2 separate regions of the Mus musculus genome follow, and region 1 is linked to region 2. Evidence: chromatin loops called from intact Hi-C (ENCODE). Cell type or tissue: heart. All regions are shown on one strand. Region 1 overlaps Runx1t1 (RUNX1 translocation partner 1). Region 2 holds the start of Runx1t1 (RUNX1 translocation partner 1).

What was found. A loop is a pair of places that touch in the nucleus more often than their neighbours do. Peaks named below come from ENCODE experiments on the same cell type or tissue, not always from the same donor. Only the 100,000 strongest peaks of a DNase experiment are listed, where the experiment ranks them.
Region 1: a loop joins it to region 2, with 4 times the contacts of the local background. A loop is called at or near these places in 8 of 42 quality-filtered maps.

Annotation. Positions count from the first base shown.
Region 1 is chr4:13,828,690-13,836,689 of GRCm38, forward strand. It overlaps Runx1t1 (RUNX1 translocation partner 1), which reads left to right. Exons shown (of 11, transcript NM_009822.3): 2 at 6,944-7,081. Among named protein-coding and RNA genes, the nearest start is that of Runx1t1, 48 kb to the left of the region's middle. In heart, no CTCF peak of the experiment used is centred here; a DNase peak (open chromatin) is centred at 4,442; H3K4me3 peaks cover 564 bases; H3K27ac peaks cover 983 bases.
Region 2 is chr4:13,781,432-13,789,431 of GRCm38, forward strand. Runx1t1 (RUNX1 translocation partner 1) reads left to right here and starts at 3,351. Exons shown (of 11, transcript NM_009822.3): 1 at 3,351-3,710. The coding sequence starts at 3,704. In heart, no CTCF peak of the experiment used is centred here; DNase peaks (open chromatin) are centred at 3,690, 4,420, 5,510 and 6,490; H3K4me3 peaks cover 3,003 bases; H3K27ac peaks cover 6,099 bases.

The DNA.
Region 1 (8,000 bases), 47 kb after region 2:
CATCAGAGGACTGAACCCAGGTCCTAGTGCATACTGGGCACATGTTTACCGCCGGACTATACTCCACCACTTTTTATTTATCTGTTTTAATGTTGAGACATGGTGTCTTTAAACTCTTTAGGCAGACTGCAAATGTGCAATCCCTTTGTCTCAGCCTCCTAAGTGACTAGGACCACAGCCATTGTGCCTCTGTCTTCAGCCCTTTTATAATGAACTGGTGTCATGACAGTAAGCAGAGCCTTCATAACCTAAGCTCTTCCTGAATCCCCCACCTCTTAATGCTATAGCACTAGCAACGTGAAATCTGGGCTGCGTTGTGATACATGCCTTCATTCTCAGTAGCCTGGACACTGAGGCAGGAGGATTACATTGAGTTTGGAGCCAGCCTGAGATCCATTCATGAAATCTTGTGTTTAAAAAAAAAACCTGAAACAAAGCAAAATAAAATCCCAAATGAATTGTAGGTGACATTTAAACATGTATATATGACAAGAAGAAAAATATATCCATCCTTTCATAGAAGTACAGGAAACTCATGACAAAATTCAACTTATTCTCAGCTCTTTTTAAGTGTCCTGTATTTTGGATGTTTCCCAACTTGGAATATGTCCTTTAACATTGAAGATTTGAACTTTTTCCTTGGATGGTGAGGTGAAAGATGTTAATTGGCAGTAGCTGTTAGTCATGTGGTGTCAGGAGCAAACAGGGACATTGCACAGTGCTACTCAGATGAGATATTGGTAGGCAAGCTAGAGGGACTAAATGTTCTCCCATCCCTTCTTTTTGCATTCTTGTCATTGATTTTGTTTTAGAGATGGAGTTTCAGTATGTAACTCTGGCTCGCATTAGCTCACACTGGCCTCTGCCTCTAGGGTGCTAGGATTATAGGTGTGTTCCTCTATGTTTGGCTTAAATGTATTTCTGAGCAGAGAGGGTAGGTAGTGAAGACTTTTCATCCCAGCTTGGGTCCTCTAGGCAGAGATGGTGGGGTCAAGAGTAAAGAGCATCACCAGTTTCTTAGTGGGTTTGAGGTCAGCCAGGACCACAAGAGACCCAACCTTTAAAAAGGTGGGGAGGCAGAGACAGGTGGATTTCTGAGTTTGAGGCCAGCCTGGTCTACAAAGTGAGTTCCAGGACAGCTAGGGCTATACAGAGAAACCCTGTCTCGACCCCCCCCCCCCCCCACACACACACATACCAAAAAAAGCAAACAAAATGCATTGTTTTGAGATTACATTTTATTTATTTATCTTTGTGTGTGTGGGTATGTACAAATGTCACAGCACTTGTGGAGGACAGAAGACAATGCTCAGAAGTTGTTCTCTCATTTGTCGTAGGACTCAGGTTTCCAGCTCAGGCCACTAAACTTGGTGGCAAGCACTTTTACCCACTGAATCACCTTATGGGCTCCACAAACACATTTCTTAAATTCCTTTCCAAATTATGATATTTTCAATTTACAATGAGTTATTGGATCATACTCCCAGTGGAAATCCTGAAGCATCTTTCTCTGAATTCTACTCTATCCCAAGTGCTTGCTGTTGATGGCTGGTATGACTCTAAGGTTGATTATCTTTCTTCTTTTGTTTTGTTTTGTTTTGTTTTTCATATATTTTAGTGTTTGCCTGCATGTATGTCTGGGTGAGGGTGTCAGATATTGGAGTTATAAACAGTTGTGAGCTGTCCTATGCATGCAGGGAGTTGAATCTGGGTCTTCTGTAATAGTATCCAATCCTCTTAACCACTGAGCCATCTCTCCAGCGTCAAAGTTGCTTGTCTTTGAAGTCATTCTAATAGATTTAAAGAGGGAACATGGTCACTCTTCCTATAAAGTGAGTTATGTGTGTTTTAGTGTGTTTTGTTTTTTGAGATGGGGTCTTGCTGTAGCATTGCTGCCTGGAACTCAATATATAGATCAGGCTGGCCTTGAACTCACAGAAATCCATCCACTTCTGCCTCTCAAGTGCTGGGATTAAAGGTGTGTGCCACCACACCCAACTGTACATACGTATTAAGTACTCTCCCAAGGGAGAATTAAAGAGAGAAAGTAGTTCATCAAGTTACCTCTCGTTTCCAGTAGTTGGTGTGTGTAGCTCATACACATTGTCTAAAAAATTGGGCGATGTGCTTGGTGCCTGGGCGGCTGAGGAAAACCATAAGAGTATGTGTATGAGCTCTATTGGGCAGGAAAAGATATGCAGATAAGAGTAGCTATTTTGCAAAGAGGGAAGCAGCAAAGAAAGACTCAAAAGAAACAAAAAATGCTCCACAAACCCCAGGACTAGCAATGGATCTCTCCTATACTGACAGATGACAGGCAGGCTTGATGACCTTGCTTGCAAGAGACAGAGATCTGCATAGGAAAGTATAGAGGACATTGGTGTCTGATATGAGTAGGGATGAGCAAGGGTCTTTTTGTTTGTTTGTTTGTGTTTGTTTGTTTTTGATTTTTGTTTTTTGGGTGTTTTGTTTTGTTTTCGAGACAGGGTTTCTCTGTATAGCCCTGGCTGTCCTGGAACTCACTTTGTAGACCAGGCTGGCCTCGAACTCAGAAATCCGCCTGCCTCTGCCTCCTGAGTGCTGGGATCAAAGGCGTGCGCCACCATGCCCGGCTATGAGCTAGCGTCTTAAACACATAATCTTATTCAGTTTACCACCTCTGTAAGATAGACACAGAATAGCATTCCCATTTTTGCTGTGCATAAGGAAGGCTCAGGATAAGTAGCCTAAGGGAGGGCTTACTCTTAATGGTTGAAAGAATTCCTTTGCATGGGTCTTCTCCCACATGGCCTGTAAGCAAGCCCATTGTAGATTCCCTCTCTTGCATCCCTTAAAAACACACCTGGAACTATTTGAACTAACTTCAAGTGAGACAAATGCCAAGCCAGATTATGTTATACCATTTTACATTGAACAAAGAAAGAAAAAGGAAATGAAAACATCTCGCCTCTAGAGGGCCTTGGCAATGAATTCAACACTGAAATGGTATCAGTAATACATTTTTCTATGCCATAAGTAAGTTTTTCCATGCGCCACCATCTTTGGTACACATGTGCTGGATATTTGCCAAGTGAGAAGAATGTTACTACACAGGGAAGATAGTCTTGTCTGGAAGCTGCGTGAATCATTTGAGGTAAAGGCCTTATTTTACCTACCTTCCAGACCTTCTTTTCAGCCTTTTCTTTCCCTTTCTCCATCCGTCTTTTTCTTTCCTCCCTTTCTGTGTCACTCTTTCAATAAGTATCACAAGTTGTCTTCTAGCAACTGAAAAACAGAAAGGATATACCAGGAAAGTATAATCTTCATTAACTTAAAAAAGGTACTTGTGATACATTCTAACCTCATGTTGGTTTAAGCATGTCCTCTAATTTGAAATAGGGTGAAGTGCTTCTCTGGTTAAGTCATCGCTCTTGTGCTGTTTGCTATATAGTTTCAAGAATATATATTTCAAAAACATTGGAAAAAAATAATCCCAAACAAATGCAACAGAGCTCCACATACTTGAAACATATTGTCCAAATTTATCTTAAATCTCTGTGCTGCAGAACGTTTCTGTGTGCATGGATTAGGCCGGCTGATGACTTCTTCATCTATCACTATCCTGGGTGATTGTGTCGAGCAGAAGAGAATGACTTACATATGGTCCCACTTTGTCGTAGTTTGTAGGGCCTCTGGGTTGGAACCATTTGATCAGAGAAGCCAACCGTCACAGAAATTTGGCTAATGTCGAAATCCTACATATGCACATGTACACATAGATCAGGTCAGACTGTGTCTATTCCTGTTTGAACTCGTGGTTTCCTTCCGTGTATTGATTGCTAGTTCTTTCTCTTAAAATACTGATGACATTAACACAAAAAAAAACCCTCATACTTGTTTTGATCATGATATTCTGTAAAGGCATTACGTTACAGGTGTGGTCCAGGCTGATGTGGAAAATGTTTCTCAGTTAAAGCTATGAGTATGTCCAACATCTTTCTAGAACTGAACAGAGCTAGAAATACCAAAGATTATCTTCAGCAGAAATCTAACTCTTACATTTGAAGAAGAAGCCCATGGTGGGCTTTATATTGTATCTTTTTTTCTTGGTGTAAGTACTTAAAAGGACAGAGGACTTAAGTGAACTTTCTCAAGTTAGGTATTCTTGTCATCTGAGGTGGGTGACTGGCCGGGCTGGTAGATCCTTCTTTAGTAAATGGAGCTTCTGAGAGCGTTTCTCCCTTTGGGGTCTTTCTCCTTGTTTTGTTCTTTCCTTGTTTCTCCTTTTTCTTTCTTTCTATTGCTTCATTGATGTTTTTTTTTCATGCTTCCCATTTCCCCCTCCCCCTCTGCTCTTGCCTTTTCGGTCTGTTCAGCCACGTGCTCTGTGGATCTGGCCTGCCTTCCCTCTTGGTTCCCTGTGAGTGTTAGCAGAATGAAAGCCAGATGGACCAGCAGTTCCCACTGTTATCTTCCAGCAGACTCTGGCAAGCCTCCCTCCCTCCTTCCTTTCTTGGCATGACAGAAGTATTTGCCTTTATTTAGGGAGCCCATGTTCGCTGCTGTACCTCTTCCCTCAGCTGCAGCATAAGCGGAAAACTTTATTCTCCTCTTGCCGAGGTTGATTGAGGAGAGTAGACATGCCGTAGATTTATCAAAGGAGCAGTTTGAAGCCCGCCCAAATTGTTTATTTTTCTGAAATAAGGGATTACTGAAGCTGGTGGTTGCGTGCCCTGGGATAGCAGTATAAAGACATGGTTTTTGCAGTAAGATAAAGTCTGGAGTAAGTTGTATTTGTGTTGGTGTTGCCGCCAACATGTCCCTCGGGATACTTCTCTTGAACTGGGATTATTCAGTGTTATTAAACCAATGGTAGAGAAGAAGACACAGAGCCTGATACTGCTGACTCAATTATGAAGCAAAATATACTTACTAGGCTGTAGATGATGGTATTACATCATCCCTAAAATAGGATCAACATTATTTGAGCTTTTAAAATGCCCTGTTTTTGTTGCACTCTCCTTTTTATGAAAATGCTTTTTTTTTTTCTTTTTTTTTGACGCAGGGTATTACTAAGTAGCTTTCATGAGTTTAGACCAGAATGGCTTCAGATTTAAAGCAATCCCTCTGTCTCTGCCTCTCAAGTGCTGAAATTCCTGGTGTATGCTACCAGGCCTAGGTAGAAAACTGCTTTTGTTTGTTTGAGATACAAGCTTAGTATTTCAAGCTGTCCTTGAACTCCTGTTTCTCTTTGCCTTCGTTTGCCAAGTGATGGGATTACAAGCATGCGTCATGAGAGGTGCCATAGCAAGTTTCTTTGAAGAAAATAAGCTAGGTTTGGGATTATAATAACAGTAATTTGACTGTTTAGTTTCATTGACTTTAATTTTTTTTACTTATTTTAATTTTATGTGTATGTATGTGTACCGTGTGTGTGTGTGTGTGTGTGTGTGTGTGTGTGTGAGAGAGAGAGAGAGAGAGAGAGAGCACCGTGTGTGTGTGCACTAGCCTTAGGATGTCAGAGAGGGTATTGGACCTCTTAGAACTGGAGTTAAAAGTGATTGTGAGCAAGCACATAGGTGCTGTGAATTGATCTCAGTATGTCCTCTTAACCACTGAGCCATCTTTTCAGCTCTTAGTATCTGACTCTTAAGGAAATTTGGGAATTATTTGCGAGGCCATGGGTGTGGGGGAAATTGTGGAACAGGAGTTAAATCTGTAACTGACTGGGAACAATCAGTTGAGATCTCTACCTTCTGAACAGCACACCCCGGTCCTGTGCGTAGCCCATTGCCCCACAATTATTTGTTCTAATTTTCATAATGATTTAAAATGTATGCTCTGAATAGTGTATTATTTTGCCTTTTTTTAGGAAGTGCAAGTTTAAAATTTTTGTCTCTAAAGTTTAGTACTATCTCAAAAATGTTTTTGGAGTGCCTATCATGTATTTGTATAAAATTGGACCTAAGGCATAAAGCAAGAAACCATTTCATTTTCAGCGAGAATCTACTGCCTTGAAAATTTTATTAGCCTAAAAAGTAGATGGGAATATCCAGGGAAAAATAAACTTAGAAGCCCCATGTACACACTGTCATTCATCATTAGGATACCAACAAAGGGGAAAGGATGCATGTTCAAGGCTAGCCTGGCCCTCATAGTGAGTTTCCATGTCAGCCTAGACTGCTGAGTGGCTACATGGGAGAAAAAGGAAATAGACTTAGAAGAAAACACCCTGGGCTTATACATGGTCATCATTAGGTAACGAGGGGTTTGTACAGGGCCCTCCTTTAGTTTTTATCAATTTTTACTTTGAGACTTTCGTGTTCTAAGGATATAAATTGGAGTATTGCTCTCAAGCTTGTAACTAACAGGACAGGCCAGGAATTCACACATTCCACATAAAGAATAGCTTAACTTTACTATAGACCAAGCATTTATGTGTTTTTAAAGTAGGGCAGATAAAATTGAGGATCTGGGGAACACAGAAACTTTTTTCATTTAATCAACCAGAAGAATAAGCAAGGTGGGGATGGGAGATCTGGTAGAAATGGAAGATGCCTGCTCAATGCCAGGACCTCCTTCTGGCTTAGCTGATGCTGCAAGTCCATTACTTCTGAGCTGTCAGGGCGGGTTCATTATCATCTTCTTCATCTGTTTTCTACTGAGTGAAATTGTGTTGATGCACAGAGCAGTACCAAGGTGGCATCTGCCTAAGCCGGGAATAATAGAGTATTATATAGCCTGGTTACAAATGAAGTCCAGCCCCAACCCCCACCTATGCTACACCTTCTCAAGCGGCTGCATGGATGACAAAAGTCTGCTTTCAACTTCCATAGATCAGAGTATTTTACTGATAGAAGATGTGTGATTTCTTCTGTTTGTGTGCCTCTGAAAGAGACAGACCGACTTTGTGAGTCCTGGGTGTTGAAGGAGGGAAATAACCTGTTCCTGGTGGCATTCCCAGATCGTACCGAGAAGCACTCCACAATGCCAGACTCACCTGTGGATGTGAAGACGCAGTCTAGGCTGACTCCCCCAGCAATGCCACCTCCTCCAACCACTCAAGGAGCTCCAAGAACCAGCTCATTTACGCCAACGACATGTAAGTACTCAGTTCTGAACTGAAGGTTTCAGTTTGAAAGGGTAAATTGAAATTTTTCTGCACATAAAAAACAATCATCAAGAAAAAATAAAATCCAATATCAACGCTTTATGCAGAATCAAGTGCAAAAGCCTTGAAAGTTTGCCAGTGGTAATGGTTATTGAACCCAAACAAAAGTGTCGTGTTTTAGGTATAATTGGTACAACTGTGAATATTTGCCTGCCTTTATATTATTTCTTCAACATTGTAATCCACCATGATTTGAGCAAATGAATAATATTACATTTGCTCCCTTGGTCTAGTTACGCCTATGACTTTTAATTCATGTTAATGTAGAGCTCTTTATTTTGGTTGTTCAATTTCACTTAGAACATAGAAATGTGCTATAATTATTTCAAGTTATTTCTACCTTGCTTTCTTCTATGTCAAATAGCTACAAATAATTTTTTTTGAAAGTCCCTCACATTCTGAAGTTGATGCCACGGTTCCCAGTGGAAACCTTTCTGAATTCAGCAGCGTGACTCTTGTTAGGACCTGCTGGACTTTTATCAAACCATATCCCATTTGCATTTAGCCCAGGTCCCGTGTTCTGAGTTTTTCCTGTAGCATCCCAGAAAGGACCAGAAAATTCAGACCACCAAGCAACTTCCCCATTCTAGCAGGGCCCCTCTGGAGAATGGTTTCAATCAGTCTCAGAGTTCTGGTTAAAATTGTCATCAAAGCCTTGTGATGCTAAGAAATATTTATCTGTTATAGATGATACTCTTAATGGACCATGTGCCATGAAACCATATGAATGAAAAAATATCTAAGGGGCAAAAATAGATCCACTAGTCTCTAAAGATAGACAGCCTAAGCAGTCATGCACAACTGCCCTGCCATTTAAAAGCTCTTTCCAAATGTGTACGGGGCAGAAGGC
Region 2 (8,000 bases):
GGGTCTCCCTTTAGAGCAGGGGGCTCTTAATGACCATTCATCAATGCTCGTTGGCTGATCATTGAGTGCCTTCTCATTCAGTTTATCAAGTCTTGCACATAAAAAGTCAGAATCCACCTTATTCAGTGCTGTTAAAGCCAACTAGAAGTAAAACGGCAGTCCGAACCCATTCTCCCCTTGTTTTTCTCTTTGTTAATGCAGCCCAGCTTAAATGAGTGTCTTTATTGGGTCGGTTAGAATATCTGAAACTATTAATTCTCCTGTATTGAATAGCTGGTGGCAGGCCAGAGCAGATGGGGTAGGCGAGTATTTGGTTGGGTGTATTGCTTTCAATCAGGATCAATGAGGTTCCAGATCCTTTGAATGAACTCACTTAGTCCCCACGGCGTGCAGCCCTTGCAGACTATCACACAACAGCCAGCAAGAGGTTGCAGAGGGAGATGGGGACGAAACCCTGGAAAAGCTTTTGCTCAAACTCTCTCTCCTCCAGGGTGGAGATCTCTCATTTGCTGCAGATAGTGTCACTGGATGGCTGGTCTCTGTGGCTGAGTCAGATATGAACAAAGGAGAGATGTGTGTAGTGTGGTGCTGTTCTACTGTGGAATTGGCACAGAACTGCTGTGCTTTGATGAAGAAGAACCCAGAGTTATCGCCCCAAACCTACTGATTTTTTTTAATGCGTCTAACATTTCATTATTGGCTAAATTCGTTGATTTGCAAAGTAATGATTTAGACAAATGTCTTTCTAAAACTGCCCTTTAAAAAGTAGACTTTCCACTAAGTTAAAAGTCAGGTATTGCTGCACCTTTTTAGAAAAAGCACTTCAGTGGTCATTAAAGTGTTCTGGGTTGTTCTGAATGTATTTTAATTTTATAAAGTCTGTATTGATGGGGACACAGGGCAGGGCTCTGTACTGGAGCAAACTTTCCTAGTACACACTCCGTTTCTCGTTGTTTGCCTATGTAACTGCATTAATCATGCTATTGATTGTCTATTTTTATTATACAGTTTGGATGTTAGAGATCTTGGCTCTTTGTACTCATTTTATTAAAGGGAAAGTTATTTCTGCCTAAGTAACTGTATCTATACATGTCCAGGTTTCCCAGTTCAGGGAGAGATGCCAAATGGGGCTGCAGCTTTGCCTGTCTCTAGGTGAAAGCAAGGGACAGACTCCTTGAGAAAACGCTGAACCAGCCTCAGATGCATGCTCAGCCAGGCCCTTTTTGCAATCAGACTTGAAGGTGAGAATCTCCGGGGATCCAGGTTTTGTTGACGTGGATCAATTTAAAGTGGCAATTACTGTAGTCAGATAACAGCTTAAAAAGCCTTTTTACACATAGAAAAGATACATAATCACACAGCATATGGAAGTTCAATTTTCTGAGCTGTAGTTTCAGGCCTTGGAGTGTACCGATATTAAGACCCAGTTTTGAAACCAGATATCATCCAGTTTTCTTGACGTGTATTGCATTTTGTCATATGACTTTCTATTTTAGAAGTGATTCACCGTGCATATTGATGAAAGGTTGGGTGCCCCACTGTGAAAATGTTTTCTTTCTTCCATAGGTATAGTATTAAAGAAAAAAAAAATTGGTGTGTAGCATTGAATGGCTTTTCAAAACTACTCCTTAAAAAAATGGAAGTCTTCAGATTTAGGATTCTGGATTCCATAAAGGCCCTTATGCCAGCACTTAATTGGTGATCACACTCATGCATGCTATAACAATTTCTGTCACAAGAATGTTTGAGCTTGCTGCTTAACAGAACTGAAATCCATTACACAGAACCTCATTACAAGTGACACCCAACTAAGATGAACAAAAAGATTGCCCTCATAAATAGAGTGTAGTATACTATTCTTGACAGAACAGAGTAATCACTATGAATTGTCGTCTTTTTACAAGTTGTCTCTGACAGAGATGGATTTTTGAGGGGTTCACTGGCTGAAGCAGCCCTTCTCAGGTTCAGCGTTCAGGGGCTGTAGAAGTTCTTACTGATCGATGCTGTTTATCAAAGATGATATATTTTTCGTTTGTGCAAGGTGTGTGTTGTGTGCATGTGCTCTGAAGCCCTCTCAGGCGAAGGGACAGGGAGGCAGTGGGTAGAGGTCAAAATCACTGCCTGTTTTCAGATGGGGTCTGTTAGTAGTTCTTGAAGGCAGCAAGGAGGGGAGAAAAATCAACCTGATGAAAGCTTATGGAAAATGTCGAATAAGCAAAGGACACATGGACCACTGCCAGAATAGCAAGAGTTAAAGGGGCCGGTCCCTCTTCATGGTCACTGAGCTGGCTGGCTGGTCAGTCCTGAGTAGAATTGTTTAGTAGAATTGTGTGTGTCTAGTGGATTGGCTGTACACTGGAAAGGTAGAGAGCCCAAGGGCTTGACCACCATGTGAGCCCTGTTGTTAAAACAAACAATCAAACACAGACCCAGAGAAGAGTTCCCAAGTGTTAAATTGTGAAGAAGAGTTTTAGAAGAGAATAATGTTTTCCTTCTGCCTGGCATCTTTGTGTGTTTAGAAACAGGCGGGCAAGGCAGGCAGGCAGGCAGGCTTGTGTTTCTCCTATGAGGCAAGGATGTTTTACAAAGGACTGAAGACACACTGCTGGGAAGGAAATAGGCAGCTTTAGATAAAGCACTGTAACAAAGGCTCCCAGTTTTATATATCATGGTGTCCATTAAAGCTTAATAGGGAAGAGTCCATTGAACCAGGCTGGGTATGTGTTATTCACAGTCAGGAGAAACATTTAAGGGTGTCTCCCCCCCCAGCCCCCCTTGCACCCCCCCCCCCAGCACCCCTTCCCAAAAAGGCATGATTGTTTAGCTTTTGAAAAGGCATTACAATGAAGAGTTTGTTTTTGTCTCCTGTGGATCTCTATGTAAAGTAGAGGAAAGTAAGCTGAAAGTGTTTGGAGCAAATCAACCTGGGAGCCCAGTGGATTGAAAGCACTGTAGTGAACTAAAAACGGTTAGATTCTGCCTCAGAAAAAAAGTGTTCTGTTTGACCCACGCTACTGGGAAGCTGGAAGTGTTCTGCTCATACTTTGTGCTGGGCGATGAACTGGCACAGCCCGGTCTTACAAGAGGTTTTTAGGTTGTTTGGGGTTTCCAGATCAATAAAAAAAGCTTTGTGGTCTGTGCCCTTGTTTGTTTTAAACCAAACTTCCCAGTAATGCCTGTTAAAATTAGAAGATGAAGGACAGCTTTCAGTGTGAGTTGGGGTCAGGTCAACATTGCCATCTTTTGGCAAAATAAGGGTTAACTTGGAGCTGGGAAGGGGTGGTGATAGTGAATGAATTATTCAGCATTTAGCTTATCTTTCTGCATTTCACTTTCTGCTTTTTGGTGCTCTGGAACTGGGGCAGGAGGAAGAGTGGAGAAAGGGAGACAGGAGTTGTGATACTTTGTACACACGTCCCTGTCATTGTTCTGCCTGAAGAGACAGGGCTGGGTTCAAGGCCACATGTGTTCCTGTCATCCTGCACATTTCTGCTCCAAGTGCAATCCGGAGTGTCAGCTCTCCATCTGTCTCTGCCTGGCAGGCGCACGCGCCCAGCACCCTGCCTCGGGCCATGCCGCCCCAGCCCCTCTGATGGCCCTCCTCTCCACCGCCCCGCACATTCCAGAACAGGAGGCATGAGCCCGCATCGCGCTCCCTCTTAACACAGAGTTGCTTTCAGTGTGTTACACGCTGGATTCCGGGATGCCTGGTGAGTGAGTCCTCTTTTCTTGCAAGGAAGGAAGCTTTACTTTCTGTAACGCGTGGAAAATGCCGACTGCACCACGACTGCTGTACTGGATGAGGGCAGGGAGAGGCTGTGGGGTGATAGAGGTGTGATTGGGAGGTGACACAAAGAAAGCTGGATTTAGGGGTGTAGGATATGGGGAGATACTCCTTTGAAACTGAGGGGAAGGAAGCCGTGGATGTTTGCCTGAGCAGTTTACACAGGGGATTAGCTCCACTGAGAAGTGTTTTCTGTTCTGGGTCTCTGGACTATCATCTGTACTTCTTTGCTGGTTATTTGCCTGTGGAGAGAGTTTTTAGATTATGGTAGAATTCTTGGAGAACGTCTTTGAAGAGCTGTTTATGTCAAAGAAAATGAAGGCAGCTTTGGCACTAGAAGGAATTTCTCGCTCTAAATCATAGTCCTTAGATGTTATCATGTAAGTAATTGAAATCGGGTCATTTAGAAGAAGTATGCTGAATTAGTGACATTCCTGTGTCCCTGGAAATTTAGTGTATGACAATTCTCCAGAAAAATATTATCTTTGGAAACTGAAGTGTTTCTGTGATTGCTGCCAGGGAAAACTGTGTTTGTGAAGCCTGCTGCAGGAGAAGGGCTGTCTCTGCTGCTCTCCAGAACTCTCTAAATTGTCCTGTGCCGAATGCAGAGCAGATAAAGGCAGGGCACACAGAGATCCTCCAGCTGGCTGGCGCATGCAGATTATTTGGGTAGGGCAGGCAGAAGAGGCCGTGCTTGGTCAGAGTTTGCACACCTCCCAGATGGTGTTTTGAAACATTATCTGCCAGCTTTCTGAAACCACAGTTGTGTGTAGGTATCGCCAGTTGTTTGAAGAGTGTTTTCCCTTTAGGATACGTCTTGGAGTCTGCTCTCCTCGTTATTGATATGTGTGCAGAAAGGACAAGTTTGCCCAGGATTGCACTTCCGTTGCTGTTGTTCAGGGGACTAGCAATGCATAGAAGCTGAAATATGGGGAAATTCAATTACCAAAAAAGATAATAACTGAGGTCTTAGAAAGGTCATTTTAACTCTTTAAGCTCTCAGCTTGATTTATATGCAATATGTAACTGAGGAAGAAATGTGCCCTTATTATATAATATAGAACTGGTGAAGAAGTGCTTGTATTTTATTTGTTTGTTTGTTGTTGTTGTTGTTGTTGTTGTTGTTTTACAAGGCCATTGGAGCACAGTTTCATGGAAATTTATAAAAATTCATAGGTTCTTTGTTTTTATGCTCTTAATAGATGAGTATTACATGGTCTGGCAGCACCCACCAGAGTCTGTGATATTTTGGTAAAATAGAACCAAATCTGCTTGTCAGTGACAAAGGGGGAGGGGTACTAGTTAGGACCTCTTCTCCTGATTCCTCACATGACTTTTAAAGAAAGCTCCAAAGCACTGAATTGTACTTAAGGCTTTGCCATTGGAAGTTGGCTTTAGTGTTAAGTTGTTAATACCTGACTGGTTCTGTAGTGGTGTTCTGAAGTTTGAGCTCTCTGTGTGTCTGTCTGTCAGTCTCTGTTTTTCTGATTGTCTCTCTCTCTGTCTCTCTCTCTCCCTATGTCTCTTCCTTTCCTTCTCCCTCTCCCCTCCCCTAGTTCTCTCTCTCTCTCTCTCATTCTCTGGACCCCTCCTTCCCTCCCTCCCTCCCTCTCTCCCTCCCTCCCTCCCTCCCTCCCTCCCTCCCTCCCTCCCTCCCTCCCTCCCTTCCTCCCTCTTTCTCCCACTGTGTTAGAAGATCTTGTACTTGGATGCAGAGACTAGCAGCAGCTGTGACTGTGAGCATGTTCCAGGATGACCATACTTGAACAGATCTGATACTTGGCTATTTTTTGACACCCATCTGTATTTTTTTAAAAATCTATTATCAGATGGGCTACCTCTTAATATGTTCTAGCATATTTTCATCCATTCATGTATATTTATATTAATGGACTTTCTTTTTAGCCATCGTGGGGGTAGCTTTGCAATTTTACTAAAGCAGTCTAGGTAGAAGTTTAAAAGGAAAACTGTGTTTGTATAACCTGGTGTCACTGTTCCTCTTTTTATTGCCTACACATTTACATATCAACTTTCCAATTGATTTATTTGTAGTTCAAGTGTCAGAAGTGGTTCCTTGTCTCAGACTTGACGTAATAATTCTCAGATCTAAGACCTCCTTTATAAACTTTAGCATCACTAGACACAGATGTGCAGATGCTTAGCTTATCCAGACGCATGGCATCCTGGGAGTGGGGAGGTGAAAAAGAAGGTTTAATTTAGGGTTTTGTAGAACTGTTTTGGGAAAATAACACCTCTCCTTTTGTTAGTTGTTGATAACATACTGTTACAAAATGAGCTACAAAAACTTGGAGGAGGTTGAGCATACTTTAGAAAAATAAACTATTTTAAAGTTATCTAACTCACTTAGAAGGAAATATGACTTCACTGCCTCTCTCTCTCTCTCTCTCTCTCTCTCTCTCTCTCTCTCTCTCTCTTTCTTTCTTTCTTTCTTTCTTTCTTTCTTTCTTTCTCTCTGACAAGCACATCCTTGTGTTTAAGAGAAGGAAATGCTTTTTTATAGAAGTCTGGGAGACCTTGGCATTATATTGTTACAGGAGAAAGTGACCCTAAAGTTTTCTGAAACATTTGTATTTTTATCAGTCTTTGTGTACTGTTATCAAATAACATGTGTTGACCTACAGAATGGGCTCCGGGCTGTTTCCTTAAAAGGACAGTAAGTGAGCACGGTCCCTGGAGCCCAGAAATAGTGCTGTTCTTTCAGAAGATGGCTAGCATTAGGTCAGACCACCCTTCTCAATGGTCCTGCTCGCCAGATGTGCCTGGAACTCTTTTTTTTTTTTTTTTTTTAAGTTCAAGTTTCCAAAAGGGGGAAAAAAAGGTTTGTTTTGAAAATCTGGTTTTACTTAAGACATCTCCATCCTGGAGTGCATTTCATAAATTGCCCACATATTTTTCCTAGCAGAGAACTTAACTGGCTGTAATTTTTAACACATGGCCACATCATGTGATATTTTCAAAACACTTACACATAGCTTTGAGAAGGTCCCTGCAGGAATGATCCATCCTCTCACAGTTGGCCCATTTTTTAACAGCATATCTGCATTTTCCATTTAGGAGAGCTATATATTATTAGCTTACATTTTTGGGTAGTAAAACAGTGCATTGCTGATTGTAAAACATGGACTTTATTATCTGCTGAAAATTGATTTGGCATTTATAGCCACTGTGTATTAGACTGTTTTTCTGTTTTTAACATCAATGCTTAAAAGCGATGATTTGTGTTTAAAAAAATTAAAAAAATAAAATAAAAAAGAAAAGAAAAGAGAGAGCAACTCAAAACAAAACCAGAAGTGAAGTTGGCACAGACAGACAACTGTTAGTGTCCTTTGTAACTGAAAATTTGGGTAACACACCTGAAGTGTTGTGTGTGTGTGTGTGTGTGATGTTAATGGATGTATGTAAATCCTGTTATGTACAAATAAAAACATTGCACTCACCAATGCTGTTTTACTGCGCAAGTCAGTTTGCCAGCCTATTAGGCTGACTCTTGAGTTTCAAAAAAGCCTCATGACAGCTATTCAACGAAAACTATATGAGCCATAAGCACCCAATTATAAATGTAGATTGTGCAGACGTCTGAAGTTTCGACTTCCATTCGAGCCCTCTTGCCTCATCCCTTTCTCTTTTCAATTCTTATTATTGATATTTCTGAGGGCTTGGCCTTTCAATTCTATATCTTTTAAACAACTTGAAAGAGCTTATAGCTCATTTCTATGTATAGTTAATAACATAAGGTCTAATGAAAAATGTTTTTAATCTTTTTTCCTCTGAGGAGTGGGCAAAAGAGAGGGAGAGAGAGAGAGAGAGAGAGAGAGAGAGAGAGAGAGAGAGAGGGAGGGAGAGGGAGGGAGAGGGAGGGAGAGGGAGGGAGGGAGAGGGAGGGAGAGAGAGAGAGAGAGATGTTCTTTATAATTTTTGCAGGTTTCCTAGATACTACACTGAGGAAGTGGTTGATGAAGACCATCCTCAGTTGCTTAGTGACTTTCAGGACAGCCTGGCTACCCAAGAGCCTCTTTTCAAAAACAAAACAAAGCAAACAACCCACAAAAGGTCCCGATTGTTCATTTTCATTTCCTAAAATGAAAATTTACCTAGTGGGCATTATGTGGTTTACAGATGTCTATTACGTATCATCTCTAGGCTGATAACTGATGTTTTCAAAGAAGATATGGTAATTATGATATCTGAACAGCCT